3 separate regions of the Mus musculus genome follow, and all the other regions are linked to region 3. A link is a loop called in an ENCODE intact Hi-C map of the cell type or tissue named here. Cell type or tissue: left cerebral cortex. All regions are shown on one strand. Links, peaks and the distances in the headings refer to the core of each region. The heading gives the core; the rest is flanking DNA.

The links. A loop is a pair of places that touch in the nucleus more often than their neighbours do. Peaks named below come from ENCODE experiments on the same cell type or tissue, not always from the same donor. Only the 100,000 strongest peaks of a DNase experiment are listed, where the experiment ranks them.
Region 1: it touches region 3 in a loop (3-fold over the local background); 12 of 42 quality-filtered maps call a loop at or near these places.
Region 2: a loop joins it to region 3, with 2.9 times the contacts of the local background. A loop is called at or near these places in 9 of 42 quality-filtered maps.

Annotation. Positions count from the first base shown.
Region 1 is chr8:126,984,225-126,990,614 of GRCm38, forward strand. No RefSeq gene overlaps it. Among named protein-coding and RNA genes, the nearest start is that of Gm29688, 8.0 kb to the left of the region's middle. In left cerebral cortex, for the core only: CTCF peaks have their summits at 2,451 (motif pointing right) and 4,306; a DNase peak (open chromatin) is centred at 2,456.
Region 2 is chr8:127,179,447-127,185,836 of GRCm38, forward strand. The region is part of intron 2 of Pard3 (par-3 family cell polarity regulator); the gene reads left to right. Among named protein-coding and RNA genes, the nearest start is that of Pard3, 120 kb to the left of the region's middle. In left cerebral cortex, for the core only: no CTCF peak of the experiment used is centred there; a DNase peak (open chromatin) is centred at 2,837.
Region 3 is chr8:127,060,358-127,068,442 of GRCm38, forward strand. Pard3 (par-3 family cell polarity regulator) reads left to right here and starts at 3,699. Exons shown (of 25, transcript NM_001309391.1): 1 at 3,699-4,116. The coding sequence starts at 3,997. In left cerebral cortex, for the core only: a CTCF peak has its summit at 3,645; DNase peaks (open chromatin) are centred at 3,338, 3,650, 4,111 and 4,502; H3K4me3 peaks cover 2,227 bases; H3K27ac peaks cover 1,614 bases.

The sequences.
Region 1 (6,390 bases), core at 1-5,000, 77 kb before region 3:
ACTAATCAACTTATCAAACTCACCAACAGCCCACCTGAGAAAATAATGGTAGAGTGTGGACACACAGGTTAATGCACGTATCTGCATTCCAGTCAGGTGATTCAGGTGACTCCTCCGATAAAAAGAGGGTAATTCTGTAATTTTTTTTTTTTTTTTTAGTTTTACAGGTTCAGCTCTTTATTGGACATATCAACAGAGCAGTTTATTCAAAAAGACCAAAGCCCATGTCATCTTCCGACTCCTCAGACTCTTCCTTCTTTGCTTCCACTTTCTTCTCCTCAGATGGGGCAACAGAGGTGGATGGAGCAGGACTATGAGCAGGCACAGCTCCAGCCGCTGGAGCAGGCCCACCAGCCCCCACATTGCAGATGAGGCTCAAGAGGGTAATTCCTGAGCGCCACCTAGGGCAGAAAAAATTTCAAGGCAAATGACCACAACTGTTATCTCAAAGGAAACAAGAGATGGCTTACTCTGGAGCCATTTTGAAGGACACTGGCCTGGGAACACAGATTCAGGTTCCCCCAAATTCCATGTTCCAATGTCGCATGTAATTTTTGCTTCCCAACCCTCACCTAGGTTCCCCTGGATCCTCAGATGAAAAACAAAAACAACAACACACATACACACATATCTCTATCTATCTATCTATCTATCTATCTATCTATCTATCTATCTCCTTCTCTCTTTCTTTCATCTATCTATCTTTCTATCTATATCTCACAGAACTATACTGAGCTCTGTGCCACATGTAAAGAAGGTCCCTTAGTTAGGGTTTCACTGTTGTGAACAGACACCATGACCAAGGCAACTCTTATAAGGACAACATTTAATTGGGGCTGGTTTACAGCTTCAGAGGTTCAGTCCATTATCATCAAGGTGGGAACATGGCACCATCTAGGCATGCATGGTGCAGAGGAATTGAGTGATTTCTTGTATAGATAACCATGAGGCCAACCAGACTGAAGTCAGTTCTGCTTTCTGTGGTGGTATATAGCCTTGATTTTAGTGAAAGGCTTCAGTAGGCTGGTGTCTGTTTGCACCCTGACAGATCTGTGATGTAGTAATCCCTTATACTTATAATAGATGGAGCAGTGCCTTCAGCAATGGGAACATTTTAGTGTCTTTATACAGAGAGATATGTGGTATGTGTATATAGTTATGTCTCTAGGCAGAATGTGACAATTTATTAACTTGTTCATTTCTAGTTACATTGTTATAAATTATATTAATGTGGCTTTCAAAATGTTGCATCTAAAGCTATTAGTTTTGTGGGCTTTACATTTCTATATTAATGCTTCCAGTTATAGTGGGATAAAACTAACTTCTGGGGATATTCTCTGGGTCTGTCTACAGTACCCTGTTGTTAGGTTTCTAAATTTCCCATGAACGTTCTCTTGGTGTGATGAAGTTTGACCTTACAATTGGTACCCAGTGCCCGTTGTGATGTCTGCATCGGAAACAACAAGTCCATCTGTGGTGTCCCTTACTGAAAAGGACACTCTGGAACAGGGGGAGTTTGTTTCTGTTTGTGTTTCTGTTTTGAAGACAGGGCCTTACTATGGCTGACCTGAAACTCTTTATGCAAACCAGGGCCCTGCCTTCAATTCCCAAGATCTTTCTGCGCCCCCCCCCCCCCCTTCTCCTCCTGGAATGCAGAGACTAAAGATGAACACACCACTGTGCCAGGCCAAGCGTTTCTTCTTAGTGCCCCCAACCACCCCCACAAACAAGGAAGTTCCTACTAGATGATCATAACACATATGGGATCGGATATTGAGTTCATTCCACCATGACACAGCTAGAGAGAGAACTTTTAGCTGGGCATTTGAAGGCCAATGTTCCATTGCACTATGTGGTGCTAGCTTTATGTCATCTCAACACAACTAGAGTCATCTGTAAGAAGGAAACTTCAATTGAGAAAATACTTCCAGAAGACCAGGCGGCGAGGACCTTAGGACATTTTCTCAATTAGTTATTTATTGATAGGGAAGGGCCCCGCCCATTGTGGGTGGTACTATCTCTGTACTGGTGGTCCTGGGTTCTATAAGAAACCAGGCTGAACAAGCCATGAGGAGCAAGCCAATAAGCAGTAATACTCACGGCCTCTGCATCAGTTCCCGCTTCCAGGTCCCTGTTCTGTTTTAAGTTCCTGTCCTGAATTTGATGATGAACAGCGACAATGAAGAATAAGCCCAACAAACCCTTTATTCTCCAACTTACTTTTGGTCGTGATGTTTTGTCGCGGCAATAGTAACCCTAACGAAGACAGACAGAAGACGCTAGAAAGTTCTCCCATGAACGCTGGGTTCCTGTTTCCCGGATACTTTTCCACCCTGGCTGACAGCTTTGAAATGACCAAGGTAATTAAGGCAGGAGACGCAGGTGAGCGGCACTGTATTCTTCCTTCCACAAGGTGGCGTGCCACGCCTACTAGGCACATTTTCATTCCCTGGCGACAAATGCACAAAGACTTTTCGCCAGGAGAGGTCGCAGAAACACTACCGGTTTTTCTCCACCTGTTGAGTGGGACCATCTTTATCTACACAGCACAGAACTGTGGTCAGGATGGAGGAAGGTGATCATTTTAACCCCGGTGACTATTTGTGAATTAGAAGTTGGCATGTGGCCCTATTCTATCAGTGTTATATTAAAGGTTTTAGCTAATTCTCCCTGAATAAATAGCATAAGAATAGAAAAGGTATATCATTTTTATCTGCAGACAGTATGATAACACTTCTGCAAAACACGAGACCATCAAAACAGTGAAAAAGCTACTATTAACATTAAGAAAAAGTTGCAAGTTGATTGACCAATAATTAGTATATATGAATTAACAATTTTTAAAAGCAAAAACATATTTTAATGAATATTGAACAAACGACTATGTATTTTCAATTTTATTTTAATTCTCTGTGTGTGTGTATACACTAGTGCCATGTGGTCCCGTATTTAAAGCATACCCATACACAGGACTCTGTCCTTCCTAGGCATGGCTCTGACATGAAGTGCGCTCTAGACCATTTGATTTTCATGTGGAGAAGTTGTTTTAAGTTAACAGGCTGGCAAGATAGCTCAGTTGGGTAAGAGCACTGACTGCTCTTCCAAAGGTCCTGAGTTCAAATTCCAGCAACCACATGGTGGCTCACAACCATCTCAATGGAGTCTGATGCCCTTTTCTGGTGCTCTGAAGACAGCTACAGTGTACTTATTTATAATAATAATAATATATAATTATATTATATTTAATATAGTAATAAATAAGTGAGCAGGGACTGAGCGAGCGGGGTTGACCGGAGTGAGCAGAGGTCCTAAATTCAATTCCCCATAACCACATGAAGGCTCACAGCCACAGTGTATTCATAAACATAAAAAATAAGTAGGGCTGGCGATATGGCTCAGTGATTAAGAGCACTGACTGCTCTTCCAAAGGACCTGAGTTCAAGTCCCAGCAATCACATGGTGGTTCACAACTAACTGTAATGAGATCTGATGCCCTCTTCTGGGGTTACTGAAGATAGCTACAGTGTACTTACAGTGTTATAGCAGCCGGCAGCAGCTGGAATCACAAACTTCAACATGGTTTCTGATAGCAGGCTGGATCATGAACAACAAGAGTCTGAGGTACAGACCATCGACATCAACATAGCCTGAGGCATCAGCGCGGATCTCAGAATTCGGTCTTGCCTTTGGCAGCAGCACTGACCACGAAAGTCTTTCAAAGAGACTTAGTCCAGAAAATGAACATACTTCATCTTGATTATCTCGTTGTTCAGAGTCAGGGTGATCGTGCAGTTGGGCAGAGTGTCAGGGGCAGGACCTCCGAGAGAGAGCTCTAGGCTGCTTGCTGTACACCACTCAGCCCTTGGCACTGTCAACCCAGGCATAGCCAACAGGCTTGCAGTCCGCGGGCACAGCGCTGTGGCCGCTCTCCTCCCAGCACAGGGCAAGCAACAAGAATAGGGGCAGCAGCAGAGGCTCCACGATGCTTTGGTCTCGTAGTGGTACTGGCTTCGCAGGCGACCGAACCAGGTAAGCCTGCGGTGGCCTGTCTCCAGCAGCCCGAGAAGTCGCCGGACTCGTCAACGACACGCTCCTTTTCGAGAAAATTTTAGTCAAGCCTTAAAGATATAAGTTGAGAATTACAAAAGTGGCCTATGTGGCTAATGCTAAGGTGCTGAGTCTCTTTGAGACCCTCAGCCATGCTCCCAGCGAGTTTCTCAGCGACCTCCAACTCTGCTTCATACCGTCTATACTGAAATCATCTCTATCAAAATCACGGGTCTGTAGACAGCAGTTCCGAGTTGAGCCTGTACGGGGCACCACTGATAGCGAGCGGCGTTAGAGCCATATTTATCACAGTGTCTTTATCTGTCAGGTTTCTTAAAATGTTATTTTGTTAATAGACAAAGGTTATTAAATATTAATTTACCCCTGTCTCCTGTATTCATTCTTCCCCCGCCAAGCACTCCGTTTGTCTCTGCAAAAGGTTTTTGCTCAGGAAAATCTACTAAAAGAGATTTCCATGATGCTGACTGACAGGGCAAGAGGAGCGGGCAGGCAGCCAGAAGTGCCAACTAGTCTGAGCTGTGGCCGCTCCATGAGAGATCACAGCTGGGACCCAGCAGAGGAAGGGAACAGCAGTACCACTGGGGGTCCCTCTACTGCTCCTTACCAGGGTGTCCAGGGTTGACGTTCCTGTACCTGTGGACTACTCACTCTGCGAACCCGGATAAAGCATGCTGAGGAATGGGGCAGACAGCATGCTGAGAGAAAGAGGACCCAGAACCGCAGGAAGCCTAGGTCTTCCTAGACAGCTGTGAAGTCTGCTCAGCTGTGTCTCGCAACACCAGCCAGTCAGCCAGGCCTGGGCTACCCACACTCAGCTTGATCCCTCGGCCTATCCTCCTAGGATGTTGCTCTTGTCCAGCTGCTGGCTGTAAATAAGGTGTGGCACAAAAATCACTTTCCCAGATTGGAGATATGTGTGTGTAGCCAATGCTTGGATGAAGTTTGTTCTCCTCCATAGTGGCTTTGCCAAGATTTTTTGCAGGTTACACTTTTTTTTTTAACGATTTATTTATTTATTTTATATAAATGAGTACACTATCACTATTATTTATTTTATATATATGAGTATACTATCACTGTCTTCAGACACACCAGAAGAAGGCATCAGATCCCATTAAAGGTGGTTGTGAGCCACCATGTGGTTGCTGGGAATTGAACTCAGGACCTCTGGAAGAACAATCAGTGCTCTTAACTGCTGAGCTATCTCTCCAGCCCAGCAGGTTACACTTGTAAACTCAGTAAGATCAGATTTTTTTTTTCCAACCAGCAGAGGGTGTAGCTCCTAAAAGTATTGAGCTGGATGCTTAGAAGGAGGGTGGCAAGGAACAGTAACAATAGTAAATTTCAGCACCAGAAAAATAGAGCACTAAAATCAACAGCAAACAAGAGGGGCTGGCGAGATGGCTCAGCAGGTAAGCTCTTCCGAAGATCCTGGGTCCAAATCCCAGCAACCGCATGGTGGCTCACAACCATCTGTAATAAGATCTGATGCCCTCTTCTGGTGTGTCTGAAAAAAGCTACAGTGTACTTATGTATAAGAATAAATAAATCTTAAAAAAAAGAAAAGAAAAGAAAAAGAGAAGTGTGGAAAAATCAAAAATTTGTAAAGAGGGCTGGAGAGGTGGCTGTGTTAGGAGCACTAGCTGCTCTTCCAGAGGATCAGGATTTGATTCCCTGCACCCCGATGGCAACACACAACTGTTTGTAACACTATTCTCAGGGGATCTGGCACCCTCTTCTGACCTCCAAGGGCACCAGGCACACATGAGATGCACAGACATACATGCACATAAAACACAAAGCACGCATACACATAAAATAATAAAATAAATAAATATTTTAAAATAATTAAACACATTGATAAATTAGGGTATGCTTTTTAATAATTACATATATTAATAAATTAGTATAATTTAATGAAAATCATAAGAGAAAAAAGGAGGGATCGGAATTAAGGCACACAGTGAAAGAACATGGGTGAGAGTGTCATCCTGTCAGCCGGGGGCAGAGTGTTGGTTTAGTAAAGTAGTCATAGGTTCTCCTCCAAGATCCATTACTCACTTGCACTGAGTAGTTTGCTAGTGTCCAGCAGCAGGTAGAGTTTCTCTCTTGTTGAGGGGAGGTCTTAAGTCCAACTAGAGAGCTGTTGGTTGCTATCGAGGTGTGCGTGCCACTACTGCACCTTTTATGCCATTTCTACACCCTTAGAGTTACCATACCATGCAGGTCACCATGGTTCATTAGCACCGTAGCTGGGTAGGAATATTGGTTGCTTCTCTCCTTTGGAATCTTGGTAACTTTTTTTTTTTTTAGATTTATTTA
Region 2 (6,390 bases), core at 1-5,000, 120 kb after region 3:
TAAAAGTGTTTTTTAAAAAAATATATAACATGCTTGAGTAGTCAATACAGCCAACCCTGTAATGTATAAATTTTGCATCTGTGAATTCAACCCCAAGTCAGAAATATTCTGGAAAAGTAAATAAAAAAATGAAAACAAACCCTAAAAATTGCATTTTTAAAAAGTATACAGACCTTTCTGTCTCTTTGTTCTTACTTAAACAATGTAACATGGCAGCTGTACCCATCACATTTTAATGGTTCTGTTAGGTATTATGTAATGTAGACCGGATATAATGGGTGCAGGAGGAGTCAATGCTTGCCTGGCATGACTCCCAGCACCACCAATACAGTGCATGGCAGAGTTTGTGTGGATAAATTCTGTGAAAAGTTTGCACCATCTTGACACCAGCAATTTGAGCAGCTACCTAGGTGGTGGTACCTGTGGGATCCTGGGATCAGTCCCCCATAGATCCTGAAGACTGACTGCATTGATAAAGTTTTTACTGAGCTCAACAGAGGGTCAGTGGAGTTTTGGGTTCAGAAGAAGTGTTTGTCACGTAACAGGAAAGAAGCAAAGGCATTAAATGCTTAATTCACTTTTTTTTTTTTCCAGCAGGGGTACATAGGGGAAACTGTAAGCAGATGTGAATAGTCAGGGTCAGATTATAATTTTGGAAGGAAAAGCTAAGGGTCAGAATGTTCTGAGGATCTGACCTGGGGCTGTCTCTATCCCTAAGGGGATTGTATGGCCATCTCAGACCTGAGGGGAAATTTGGTTTCTAAGTAGGCAGGGTGTGGAAATGTGTGCTGTGTGCCTGTGTGGCAGATCAGTGCCCTCATGTTAACTAGCAGCTTGGGAAGAGCTTATGGTGGTCGAGCCCAAAGTTTTGAGTCTGATAAGTGAATAGATTCAGCGGCATCAAGGAAGTAGTCTAATAGGAAGTAGACAGATGTGATTGGGTCTGGCCTGAACTTCACTAATATTAGCACCATAGGCATTCTGCTGACCCGTGAAGCTATCTTGTCAATCATTTAAACAGCTATGCGTTGCTGTAGATTCATGGGTGCTTTCCCATGGAAAGGTAGGGGGCTTCTTGCATCCTGAATGGCAAAGTTTGGGTCATTTAGCTTAGCTCTGTGTCCACCTCTCAGGTCACATGTGAACGCCAATCATTCCTATCACTCCGTGTTGCTTCGAGGGGAGACTGTTACTTTACTTATATTAGTTGTCTTTAATTCTCACTTTCTTTTCTTTGAAGATCCTTTTCAGGAAGTGAACAGTAGGGTTCTCTGATAGTTCTTTGAACTGTTTTTTTTTTTTTTAATTTCCTTCACAATTTTACCGGCCCCAGGTGTGTTTTCCTTCACCTCATCTCATTAGAACCATGCCATCATACCCGTATTTCCTATAAGGCTGTCAGTTTCACATTAAACCACTTAATAAAGACAAGATGCGGACTGTGAGGTGGAAACGTCTGGTTTCTTTGGAAAGTCAGTTATGCCAAATGATGTTTTGCTGGGGCACACAGGTGAAAGGATGTTTTGCTATAGCAGACATGTGAATGAAAGTGCGATGTTAGCTGGGTGTGGTGACGCACGCCTTTAATCCCAGCACTCAGGAGGCAGAGGCAGGTGGATTTCTGAGTTCGAGGCCAGCCTGGTCTACAAAGTGAGTTCCAGGACATCCAGGGCTAGTCAGAGAAACCCTGTCTCGAAAAACAAAACAAAACAAAACACAAAAAAAAGAATGTGCGATGTTTAGAAAGAATATAAATATGACCCCATAGTCAGTGAGAGCTCAAACATTGGTTTGCTTTGCTCTGTCTGTCTTACTAGCATTGCTGACATGCATGTATTGGTTTATCTCGCATTGCATTGCTGAGCTCTGCCTATGGTAACTTCACAGAGAGAAACACTCACCAAAGAACTTCTTGTGAGGTTCCTGTGGCTTCTTGATATTTCCGTGGACTTGGGCCAGTTGTCAAACCTTGTGGTTTCTTCTGGATTGAACTGCCCTTGCTGATTTGTGTGTGGTGTCTGCCAAGTAGACTGGTCTGCAGCTGCTGATTCATGCTTGGTGTTTGCTAGTGGACTGGGCTAAGAACAGCAAAGATTGAAATCTCCCCCAAAGAACTATTTCTAAACAGGTCTGCTTCCCCGTACCCTAATAACCTTTCTCTTCTACTGCCTCTGGTGGGTGGTGGGCTAGAGTGGAGGTTGAACCCTTATTAAAGTTGGTTGAGAAAAATATATGCCTACAGATTGTCTTGTGGGCTCATGTCTTGTGTTACTGGGGCTCAGCGTATGAGCATCCCCCCATGACTAGTGTTCATGTCTGCGCACCATGCACTGCACTGTCTCTTCCTGGAATCTTATTTTTGCCCTGAAGTTTCATCTGATAGTCATCAGGGTCAGAGGTGGCAAAATCTGCTTTTTGACCAAATGTTGTGGACACACTGTGGCTTTCTCAGGGTCCTGTGGGTCAGCCTAACCTCTGTGCATTTCCATAGCCCAATCTCAGTACCTTCCTCTTTCTTTAAAGAATGTCAGCTCTTGATCATGGCTAGGCCATTGATGCTATGCTGTTTCCAGAGTTCATTGTAGAAACTGCTAGTTCCTAAGGAGGGGTTTTGTCTAAACAAAGAAGGAGTTCAGTTCTTTCTGGTGATGATTACTAATCTCTGGGGAATTGAGGAAGTCATTATTGGGTATTGGGGTGGAAGCTACTGGGACTCATCTGTTGTTGGATCTTATGAAACACAGTCTTTCTTTTTCAGCAGGTCTGCCCCCACACTCGGAACATTTTTCCCTCATTATCCTCTCTCAGAACTCTGAGTTCTGCCACTCTGGCAAGTCTTTAGCCGTCACATCTGCACCCCACCAGCACCACTTTCTTTAGCTGACAACTTTTAAACAGTTTCCTGACAAGTCTGCTTGCGAATTTGTACAAGCTCCTCTGTTTGATTGAGGAGTTTGACTAATCACTGTACATGGCTGTACTTAGGCCTGGACTGACTGATTCCCTTTCCCCAGAATATGTCTGTTCATTTGATGCTGTTTGGGAGCCTGTGAGCACACACAGGTGCATCTTCTCCTTGCTCCATTTGAGTGAGGCCATCGCACAGCTTCTGTGAGCAGTGTGGGAAGTGTAGGTTATCGTGGGGGTGTCTGCTGGAAATTTCTCTGCCTTGGTTTTGCCTGTTCCTTCAAGGATACTGACCAGGCCTAAAAATCTGTTTCAATTGCACAACTGCACTGAGAAGTGGGAAACCGGCAAGGGAAGGTTGGGAAGAATATCAGGGATAATGGGTTTTCTGAGGAAAACCCGAGATGCCTGCATGAGGGAGGCGGCCAGTTAGTGGCTTTGCCCTGTGCTTCTCCATACAGAACGTGAAGGACCCAAGGAAATGAACATGGCACATCTTCACTAAAAGCTGGGCCTCACCTCAGTATGCACTGTTAGACCTATGTACAGCCAGCCTCAGGTGAGGCCCCCAGTACTTGCTCAGTGTGACTTAATGCTGAGATCCACTCTCCTGGGAATGGGGTGGCTCTGCACAGCACAGTGGTTGCTTCATGGTGTCTCAGGTCCTAGGTGAGAGCTTTGTGTTAGCCTTGGAACCGCACAGGTGTCCCAGTTCTACTTCAGGAGAACGAAACGGCACTTTGGTTTTGCAGAGCAGCTGTGTGCTGAGAAGGACTTGGGAGTCATCTGTGCTAGGGGGCTTTATTGGCATCTTGAAGACTGTTGTCACATTGGGTTGGCTGAGGAGAACTTCCAGGTCCCTTGAGGACTAGGCTGGTAGTCCCAGTGGTTACCGAGGATAGGGAGCATCACTGTGGTGGCTCTCCGGACATCTTCAGTTCCTGCTCTGTTTGTCTGTATTTATTTTGGGTAACGGTTGGACCTCCTGCCTCATTTTCCCAAGTGCTACGGTTATAACCTTATACCACCATGCCCAGATTCTCTTTCTGTCCTCCCTGTGTGTAGCCACTTTTGGCTCAGTAGGTAATGCCTTGGATGGCAGAGAAACAGCTGGCTTGATTCCCTCTTAGGAAGGAGACTCAAGGGACAATGGGTGCTCAGTATTAAGGGAAAGATGCTGGGAATAAGGTTCCTTCTTTCCTCAGACCAAAAGAAAGAATATGTGGGAAGTGTTACTGCATTAATTTTTGCCATTTGCCTAATTCTGTGGAAGGGAGATGAGCAGGTGTCTGTGCAGTCTCTGGATACCATGTTTCCCTGCACATGCGTGGACATAGAACTTTTCCCACACTCACTGGATGGTGATGGCAGCTGCTTAGCCACTCCAGTGCACCCACTGCCAAAGTGTGGTCAGGATATGCTTGGCTTTTGTCTGCTCCCTTTGTGTGTGTGTGTGTGTGTGTGTGTGTGTCCGTCTGTTTGTCTGTCTCTCTCTGTGTCCATCTGTCTGTCTACACACACACACACACACACACACACACACACACACACTCTTTTCCTCCTTCTGACCTAAGTGATGGTAGTGTACCGAGCTGGCTGGCAAGAGAGTTTCCAAAACTAAACTCTTAAGTCTCAGAGTTTGCTAGGCCCTCTCTCATCATCAAGACAAGTACAAAAACAGTGACCTTTCTGGTTCTCCCCCTGTGTGCTGTGGAGTGCTGTAGTGCCCTGTCCCGGACCTCTGGTGATAGATATGCTTGGGACTATTAGCTTTGTGGTTGAGTTGCAAATCTGGGTAAATATTTGTGCAAAGCCAAGCCTGCCCCTGGCTGCCTGCATAGCCGTCTGTTGGCAGCTGTAAGTCCTTTGAAGTCCTGAAATCTGCTGAACTTGGACCCTCCGTCTCAGCCTTTGTAGCTCTGTGGGCATATTTAAAGCTGATGATGTTGCTTTCCTGTTTGTGGAGGACTTGTCAGTGGCTGTAAGTTTACCCTGGCTGCTTTCCAAGGAGCGGCAGGAATTCTGACCTGGCCAGGAAGTATTAAATGATAGGCCATCTGAAACAGCTGGGTGTCTGTTAAAGTGTCACCTGGGGAGATACACTATTTCCATATTTTTGTATATTATTTGGATTGTGTAATGTCACAGGACTTTTATCAAAGACACCTAGCAGCATCCCCAACATGCACTATAGCTCTTGGCACTGGGAGTAACACGGATTACATCAATATTAAAAAATAAGCTATCAAACATTCATGAAGGTTGTTGGATTTTCTCTCAAGAATGTCTTTGAAGCTGACTTAAAATTGCCACATCTGTTACGATGACTGTGTATGTGTTTGAAGATAATGAAGCATGAACCTTCAGTCTGTTTAAGTCAGACATAGTCCTCATACCTGTGCACAGACTCGTGGTGACCCTGGGATAAGGAGAGTTTTTCTGTTGATAAACATGTATTTTTGAGTATTTTATGTGAGAACTGCATATTGTGTTTCTCTCTGGAATTGATGCAGATCTGCATACATCCTGAACCTGGAGGAACCCCCTCGATTCTGCTCCTTGACGTCATTCTTTGAAATTTTAATTTAGGCTACTGAGGCAGCAGCTACATTCCACCACAGTATCTGCTGTCTACACAGGACAAAGTTGGATTTCCAAGTGTGTTGTTCTTTCTTTCCTTTGTGGAGTGCTTGCCACAATTCACTCATCCTGGGATTTCTCTCCAGTAGTTCTTGTCAACCATTAATAGTCACCAGAAGGCAGCAAGCAAAGCCCTCACCTTTTCACAGCAGCTGGAAATCACAAAGTAATTAGGGCTACAAGGAGCTTTTGAGACTATGAGCTCTGGCAGCGGTTTGATTTTGTGTCAGGTAAAGATCTGCTCCTGCGCACTCAAAGGAAAAAACATCTTTCAAAGTTTCCATTTTCACTGCCTTTCCTGTTTTATGTGGCAGACTGCAGAATTACTCCAAGTCTGGGGAATATTTGTAAGATTGCTGAGTTTGCTAAAGCTTTGCCCGACAGACTCTCACCGTCGCTTTCCTTATGTGCTTTACATATTTCCTGTCAGTAGATGCCCCACTGATACCTACAGTGCATCTTCTGGATGTGAGGTGTAGCCTTGATAAAAGACAAGCCGTCACTCTAAAGGGATGCAGCTTCCGGCTTGCTACTTATTATGTAGGGAGTCCTAGGCCATGCGGGTTTATTCTAGGAAGGGATGAATAATGGATCGTTCTTCAGTGTGATTCTTACACGCAGAAGAAAAAAAAAGTTTAAGTTCTTCTTGTGAAATTGTTATTGCTGGTGAAGGCAAAGAAGTAGTAGTAGTTGGGATTGGTGGTGTAGCTCAGCAGAGAGAGAGAGAGAGAGAGAGAGAGAGAGAGAGAGAGAGAGAGAAGTTTGTACTCATATAGAAAGAGATCAACTTTAGTTCTACTGGCAGAAGAGAAAGGACAAAAGTGTTATTTATAAAGTTGTTTT
Region 3 (8,085 bases), core at 1,239-6,238:
CCAGGGGTCCACCTGTCTCTTCCTCTCCACACTGAGGTTAGGCACTGTGTTTACAAGTAATACCACCAAATCTGGCTTTTGTTTTTGTTTTTGTTTTTGTCCCTCTCAACCCCACCCTAGGTTTCTGGGGATTGAATAGAGCCATCTTCTCAGATCCTATCTCCTTCATTTTCAATTATTAACTTTCTCAGGGTGAGCTGTTTGGTACAATGACTTTCTGACACATATGGAGTGTGTGAGTGTAGCTGGATAAAATTGAAGTTATATTCTGTGTGGTCACATGCACCCACCCAAGCATAGGCACAAAGCCCAGATAAACCCTAATTAATTCTCAGAACTCTCTGGGGTATTCATAACCAATTGAATCAATTAGCTGTGAAACAGAAATACAGACAAAGGCCGTGATTATTTTTTTAACTAGAAACTCTAGACTTTAAGAAAGTAAACAAATTATAAGATATTTACACAACAACATTTGACCCCTGACTTTCATAATTTTGCTTCTCAAAGAGATCAGGTTTTGCTTTAATGCTTACCTCAGACGAGAAGCTATTTGCTAAGCTGAATATTTTATTGACCTGAAGGAGGTCTGGCTATGATCCATCTTTATAGTTAGATGTTATTTAAGGAATATAGTGGCAGAAATAAATTAATTATTTGTCATAGAATTTTGTGAAGTTTTTCAAGACAGCAAAGGGTCTGGCATCTAAGTAATTATGAAGTATTAATTTTAATGAATTTTAATATAGAGATTCATTGCATATATATGTGTGTAAAGAGTAGGGACTAATGGTATATCTGAGTTGTTAGAATGCTTGGTCAGAATGTATAAAGCCTCAGATTATACCACCAGCATTTCCTAAACCAAGGACGGTGGCCCATGCTTGTAATCCAGCACTCTGGAGGTAGAGGAAGAGATTCATAAGTTCAGGATCGTCTTTAAGTACATAATGAGTTAAAGGCCAGTCTGGGACCTGAGAAACTATATCTAAAAGAAAAAAAAAAAAAAACAACTCAATACAAGCACTCAATTTGGCTGTTTTTAGGATCTGCATGGTAAGCTATCTCAAGACTCCAAGGCTGTGCCTAATTCATGAGAATTCAGTTCCATCTGTAGGTACTGAGGCTGCTTACCAGCAAAGCTATGAGGATGTCACAGAACTATACAGGTGAGCTATGGGAAAGCTAGTATATGATTCCACCTTAAGATGTTACCATGTTTCAGGACCTCAAGTTGATGGTGTATGGCTGTACTAGGGAGGGAGGTGGTATGCTTCTAAGAGAGAAGACATTTGATTGACATCTTTTTAGTTGCTTATCAAAGCTTGGGGCATCTTCAACTATGATGCACAAGATTAATGATCATATTTCTATTCAGCTAGCCAGATAAAGTCTTAATCTTTATTATTATTATTATTAACAACAGTACATGGTCTTATGTAGTCCAGGCTGTTCTTTAACTTGCCATGTTTCTGCAAATTACTTGCTATGTGTTGGGGTTACAGATGTGAAGTTTTTATGGAGTGCTAGAGATCAAACTCAGGGGTTTGAACATATTAGACAAGCATTCTACTTAGTATATTCCAGTCCTTGTCTAGTTATATCTTCAGCTTCTTTGAGATATCTTTGCTTACTGCTCTCCAATCATTTGATGTCCTGCCCAGGCTTTGTTAGCATACTATATACCATGGCCACTAGACTCTGCTATGTTACAGGCTCTCACATACTAGTGTATATATATATATACACATATTATATATACACACACATATATATATACATATATATATAATATGTCATACATGTCATATAACATAGCATATATAATATAGCATTAAGATTTTTCATATACAATTTTGTTTGATCCTTACAATTTATGAGATGCATCTCACCAATTTCTTTCCTCAGCTGGCAAAGACAAGGCTGGGGAGAGAGTTAACATCATAGTTGAAAGTACTATTGTTCAAACCTAGAACTTAACCTAAATCAGTGCCTTTTTGTTTTTTTGGACAAAGTCCACTAGCAACTTTATACTCCTCCCATGTGTCAAAAACAGAAACACTACCTTTAATTACCCATAATTATTGTGGGTGCAAGTGTTGTTTTTATTTATATTTTATTTAATGGCTCTCTCTCTCTCTCTTTCTCTCTGTGTGTATGTGTGTGTGTGAAGGTCAGTGGAAAATTGTTGGGGGCTGTTCTCTTTTCTCACCATGTAGGATCTGGGGTTAGAATTCAGGTAGTCTTGGTGGTCGGCACCTGGCAGGCTGAGCCATCTTGGTGGCCCATGGACACAAGTATTGCTAAGATCCCAAACAAGAAAACCTCAGCAGGACTCACCGACATAGTGCGACCAGCACAGGCACTGGTAGACAAGTTGAATGATAGATATAGCCATGTAGAGATAATAAGAGTCTTTCCCATGGCTATGTGCACGCAAGAGTTCTCTTGTGGACTTTGGGAGGGTGAATTCTTGACGGACCCCTGAAAGGACGATACATTTGCTGGGACCAGTGATCATCGGATGGACTGAGAGCAGTCAGAAGGGAGAAAATGTGATGTTTCCTCTGACCTAGAGCCGCATGGCCAAGGAGACTGTGCAGGAGTCTAAAAAGCCAAGGGATTTCTTTGTTTTGCTTATTATTTTTAAAAGAAAGGAGGGATGGATGGAGAGCCCTCAGCACCAGCTGTAGATGCTCAAATTCTGGGGACCACAGGAGTTTTAATAGGCTTAAAATATCATGCAAATTAACTGTCAAACTGAACTTACTGTATTGTGTGGGACAAACTCAGGTCAACAGCGACTCTCTTGAAGTTTGCCATTCTTTGAAGACAACATTTATTTAAGGATCACATTTTCTAAGTAAGTCAGAAAGCAGCTTCAGTCACTTCTCTAGACTTGGTCCACTTTGTTATTAAACACCTTAGAGTTTGCTTATCACCCACTCCCTGTGGAGTTGGGGGTGTGTCAGTGCCTGAGTTTTGAGGCAGCCTTAGCAGCGAGGGAATAGCCTATCTAGAACAGCCTTCCCTCCGAGCGTTCGTACTGTGTTTTTTTTCAGAGGGTTTTAGGTTGCTTAGATTGAGGAATTTTCAAGAAACAGATGTATTTGAACTGCGGTGTTAAGTCCTGCTTATTTAAACAAGTGGGTCACCAAGAAACTTTAAGGTAAATAGTGGCCTCAAGAGGAAGTACCAGGGCGTCCACGCGTCTTCAACCTCTCTCGGGAGCAGCCAATTAATCTCTGCTACAGAACAGCGCCGCCCGGCCTTGCACCGGAGCCAGGCACTTAGGATAGAAACCCTGCTTTGCCTGACCTGGAGCTTCCTATCTTCGCCAGCGCGACTCGGTGGCTCTCGGGCTCTAAAGGCGTCTCCGAGCTTAAACTGCTTTCTCCCAGGAAGGGGATTAAAAGTCACAAAGAAAGGAAGAGGACCTCGCTGGAGCCCTCTGGGGGCGTGGGTGGGGCGTCCCGGAGTGGGCCTCCCACTGCAGCCTACGGCAAGTGGGCTGGAGGAGGACGCGCCCTGCCCCGCGCTGGCCCGAGCACAGCGCCGCGGGCTGCGACGCGCTTCGCCGTGCGGTGAACCGAGCGGCCGGGCAGCGGCGGAGGCCTCGGGGCGCCCCGCCCTGCGCCTCCTCCTGCCGCCTGCGCGCGGTGCTGTGCGCCCAGCCCGTCGCTGCTCCTCCTCCCTGCCTCGCCGTCCCCTCCTCGGAGTCCCGACTGAGCGCGAGCGCCACACGGCCCCGGGCCGCCGCCGAGCGCGCCAAGACGCCGAGACGCCGAACAGGTGGCCGGAGGCTGCAGGCGCCCGGGCGGGGACAGGCAAGGCCAGGCGAAGGCGGCCGGGCTGGACATGGTAGCCGGGCAGCTCTGTGCGGCCGCCTGCTCGCGCCTCTAGCCGCCGGCGCGCCGGCGCAGCGGCCCCACCGCGCCCTGCGTACAGTCTCCCGGCCCAGCGCCGCTCCGGCCACGGACAGCGAGGGACGGCGGCATGAAAGTGACCGTGTGCTTCGGGAGGACCCGGGTGGTCGTGCCGTGCGGAGATGGCCGCATGAAAGTTTTCAGCCTCATCCAGCAGGCGGTGACCCGCTACCGGAAGGCCGTGGCCAAGGTGAGTGGCCTGGGGCGCGCGGCGGGGAGCGGACGGGGGAAAGGCGCGGGGATCAATATGGCGCTTCCTGGAGACGGAGGAGGGAGACCGGGAGGCGGGGAAAGGGAAAGTGCCGCAGCCGACGGCCTCGCCGGCGCCCCCGGCCCGGACCCGCGGCCGTAAAGTTCTCGGCGCGCTCCGGCTGGGCCGCGATCGCCACCCTCACGGTCCCTGGACACTGTCTGGGTCCTCCGGGCTTAGGAGTGGACGGCCGGGTGCCCAGAGCCCGCACGGGGCGAGGCAGAGTGCGGCACGCGGGAGGCGCGGCGTTGCCTGGCGGGGCGCCTTTGCCCGACCGTCCGCGGGCCCTGGCAATCCAGCTCCAGGCCTCTCCCGGAGCAGGCCTGTCCCGGAGGGTTGCCCACGGAACTTTGGGGAGTGTGGGAAGAGTTGAGCGATCTGGTACACGCGGGAGCCGCAGCCGGGCCGTGGACCTTCTGTGTTCTTGCGGGATCTCCGAGTCGCGCGTGCAGCCGTGTTTGGGTCGGCCAGGCTCATGGGCTAAGGTGGGGGCGATGGAGTGGCTCCGGTGCTCGGCTCCTTAAAACACCTAAGCCTAGACTCGCTCCTGGAGTCAGAACTCCCTCTGGCTCTCTACCCCTACCTAGCTGGATGTGCTCCAGTGAGGAGCCCGGGCTTCACTGGGCCTGGGGTCGAAGTAGCCTCTATTTCTCTGTTTTCCTCATGGAGAACATTGTCTCCATTAAACCGCATTCCTCCATAATAGGTCAGAAGTGGAAGGGCGTTTTGTAGGTTGTTTTACCCTCTGTGTTTGACAACAGCCCACGCTGAAGTTTCGTTCTAGCACCTGAGGATATTTCCTTTGTATGAGAGTGGAATGTGTTCCCTTTGGTATTTCCCCGTCTGTTGTCTGTTCAGTGGCCTGCCTTCTGTGACTTCAGAACAAGCGAGAGGAGAAGGTGGCTTTGTCTGCATATGTCGCTGAATGCTCGTGGGTCACCCTCCATTTTTCGCTGAAATTAAGAAAGGGCAAAATGGTTACACCGTTGTTTTGTTTTGTTTTGTTTTTAGTCTGTGTTGGAAAATATAACACAAGATTGCCCCTTTAAGGAGACTTTGGGGGATGGTTGGCAATCTGGTACAGGGATAGGAGATGCTGAGTTCAACAGCTGTAAGTGTTCTTCCAGTTGGTCGAACTCATTGAAAAATCAAACAACATTAGTGGAAATTGGGCACCTGTTTATCTTGTAAAGCTGACAAGAGGGGAAATCCTCTGTAACTTCACACTTAAGTGTTTTAAGCATCATTTCTGACTGACAGTTGGTGATTTACTATTGTAAGGGAAAACCAGGTTGTCTTTGTACTCTGCAGACAAACATCATTAGTTGTGAAAGAAAAGAAAAATGGCAGTAACATATGTAGAATATAGAAGTGTGCCTACTTCCAGAGCAGAGAGCATGACCATGTTGACCTCTTGCTTTGCCGATTTTGTTTGTAAAGCTAGCCATGTTTCTTTCATCTTGCACACCCTGGGCAATGGTCAAGTTGCCTGTTGGGAAATACACAGGTAACTGTTTGACTGGCTGAATTATTAATTTTTCCATAGGAATGAAACATTTACTATTTCAAGTCATATTAAGTATTTATTGTGTTGTGGGTGTTGGGCATCTAAGGGATATGTAGGATTCTTTGTTCTTAATAGGTTGTGAGAGTCTGAGACAAGATTCTTGTGATCCCTCAGGTGGGGACAGCCGTGGTGTTTCTGTGGGGAAATGTTGTCCCTGGGATGTTGGAAGGATAGAGTTGAGGGCCCTTGCTGATAGGTGTGGACTATTCTTCACTATCAGCAGTGGCTGTCCAAAGTCAAGGGGGAGGGGTGATGAAAGGGTCCCAGAAAGAGTAGGAGGTCTGAGTGACTTCTAGCTGTGAGAAGACCAGGTGGGAGAAATGAGGGATGGAAGAGAGACTGTGACATTGGACTAGTAGACAAGACAGTCAGAAATGATTTACTAGTTCCAAAAAACTCAGTTTAGGAGATGGTGTGTGTGTGTGTGTGTGTGTGTGTGTGTGTAGTGAATGTTTTTCTATGTGTGTGTGTTCTGTTCAGAGGCCAGAGGTCATTGCTGGGTGTCTTTCTCAGTTTTTCTGTGCTTTCAAAAGAAATATTTGAGATGAAATATTACAGAACCTGGAGTTCAAGGCCAGCCAGGGCTACATAAACCTCTCTCTGAAAAAGATAGATTTTGCAATAGTTGGAGTTTAACTATTGGATCACAAGACTTTTGACTCATAAGTGTTCAAAGGGCTGGGCTCATAACACATAGCTTTACTCCCTGAACTTGGAGGTAGAGGCAAGTGAATCTCTGTGAGTTCAAGGCCAACCTCATCTGCAGAGTGAGCTCCAGGTCACACAAAGCTACATAGTGAGAACCTGACGAACAAACAAACAAACAACACACAAACAAACCACAAATAAGCCAAAACCCCAAACCAAAAAAACGAGGGCTGACTCAGTCACTAAGAGCACTGGCTGCTCTTCCAGAAGTCCTGGGTTGGATTTCCAGCCCCTACATCATAGCTTACAACCATCTGAAACTCCAGTCTCAGGGGAATCTAATGCCCTTCTGGTCTCAGCAAGCACTGTATGCATGTAGTGCACATATATGCACACAAAACATCCACACACATAAAATGAACAGTTGAACTTAAAAGTGTTTAAAGGCTTAAGGGAGCTACTTCATGTACCTGTTGTTTTTCCTCTGGGATGGTTAGATAATGACTGACATTAGTTTTTTTACACTTATCCTGTCCTATATAAGATGACTAGGGAGCAAACATATCAACATTGTTAGTGTTGCAACTTCTTTTCTCCTATTTCTTCTGCTTAATAAAACAGGGTAGATCCTGTATAAAGAACTGGGTAGCCAGGTAATAGTAATATCTTGCTTCGGTTGCTAGGTGACACGAGACATGATGAGCTCCCACCTTATGGGGAAAATGTGGGCAGGCAAACCATGTTTAATCTATGAAAAACCCCATGAAGCAGAAGAAACAAAGAAGGAGAAGAGCTGGGATTTAAAAATCAAAACAAACCAAACAAACAGAAAACACCCAGCCAAGCTTTCTGTGCACTAAGCACTTTGTGGTATGGTGGGGCTAATTTTCTGGTATTCTGTTTACGTTATTCGAGCTGTTTTCTCTGTAGGTTGAACGAATCAATTTCTGGCCAGCAAAATGCCATGCCTTAGCACTAGAAATATCCTTAAGGAGCCAATGTTTGATGGCTTACCCTTAGTCATATATAATGTATATATTTTTTCACTAGTGTGAAAACATTTTTGTAGTCATGGGGTGAAATGGCTATCTGCCCTCCTTTTTTACCCACTATCATCAAGACCCTGGTTTAGTAGATGCTGTGCTAGACATTGAGGACCAGGTTACATGGATGCTTCTACTGAGTGTGTCTGATTGGAGGACCATTTGTGTCTCTGTGTGGGTGCTCTGAGCCTTATCATTTCTGGTGCAATCAGGACCTTAGTTTTAAGCATGGGGTTTATTGAAGGGAAGTTCCGTACTAAATGTCAAGTTCTGGAACTTCACAGCAGGAGTCACTATTATGCAGTGATGTGTATCATGTTGTCATTAGGTTTTGCACGAGGCTTGGTGGAAGGGGTGACTAGCTGTGTTTAGGATCCTGCTTTCTAACTGAGTAGCTGAGTGACCGCAGAAAGCACCTGCCTTGCTGTGGGAGAGTTCTGGATCCTCAATTCTGTGGTGAAGTAAAAAGAGTGTGTGAACCTGGAGAGTGTTTTCCCATCCTAAAAGCATGGAGGAAGGCATTGTGGGAACAGAAACATTGGGGTTTTGGAAGGCCTATGTTTGGATCAAGCTGTGGAAGACAGGAAATGCCTGGGAGAGATTCTGGGATGTCTTATGGTTTGGTAACAGAAGAGACAGTCCAAGTTGCTG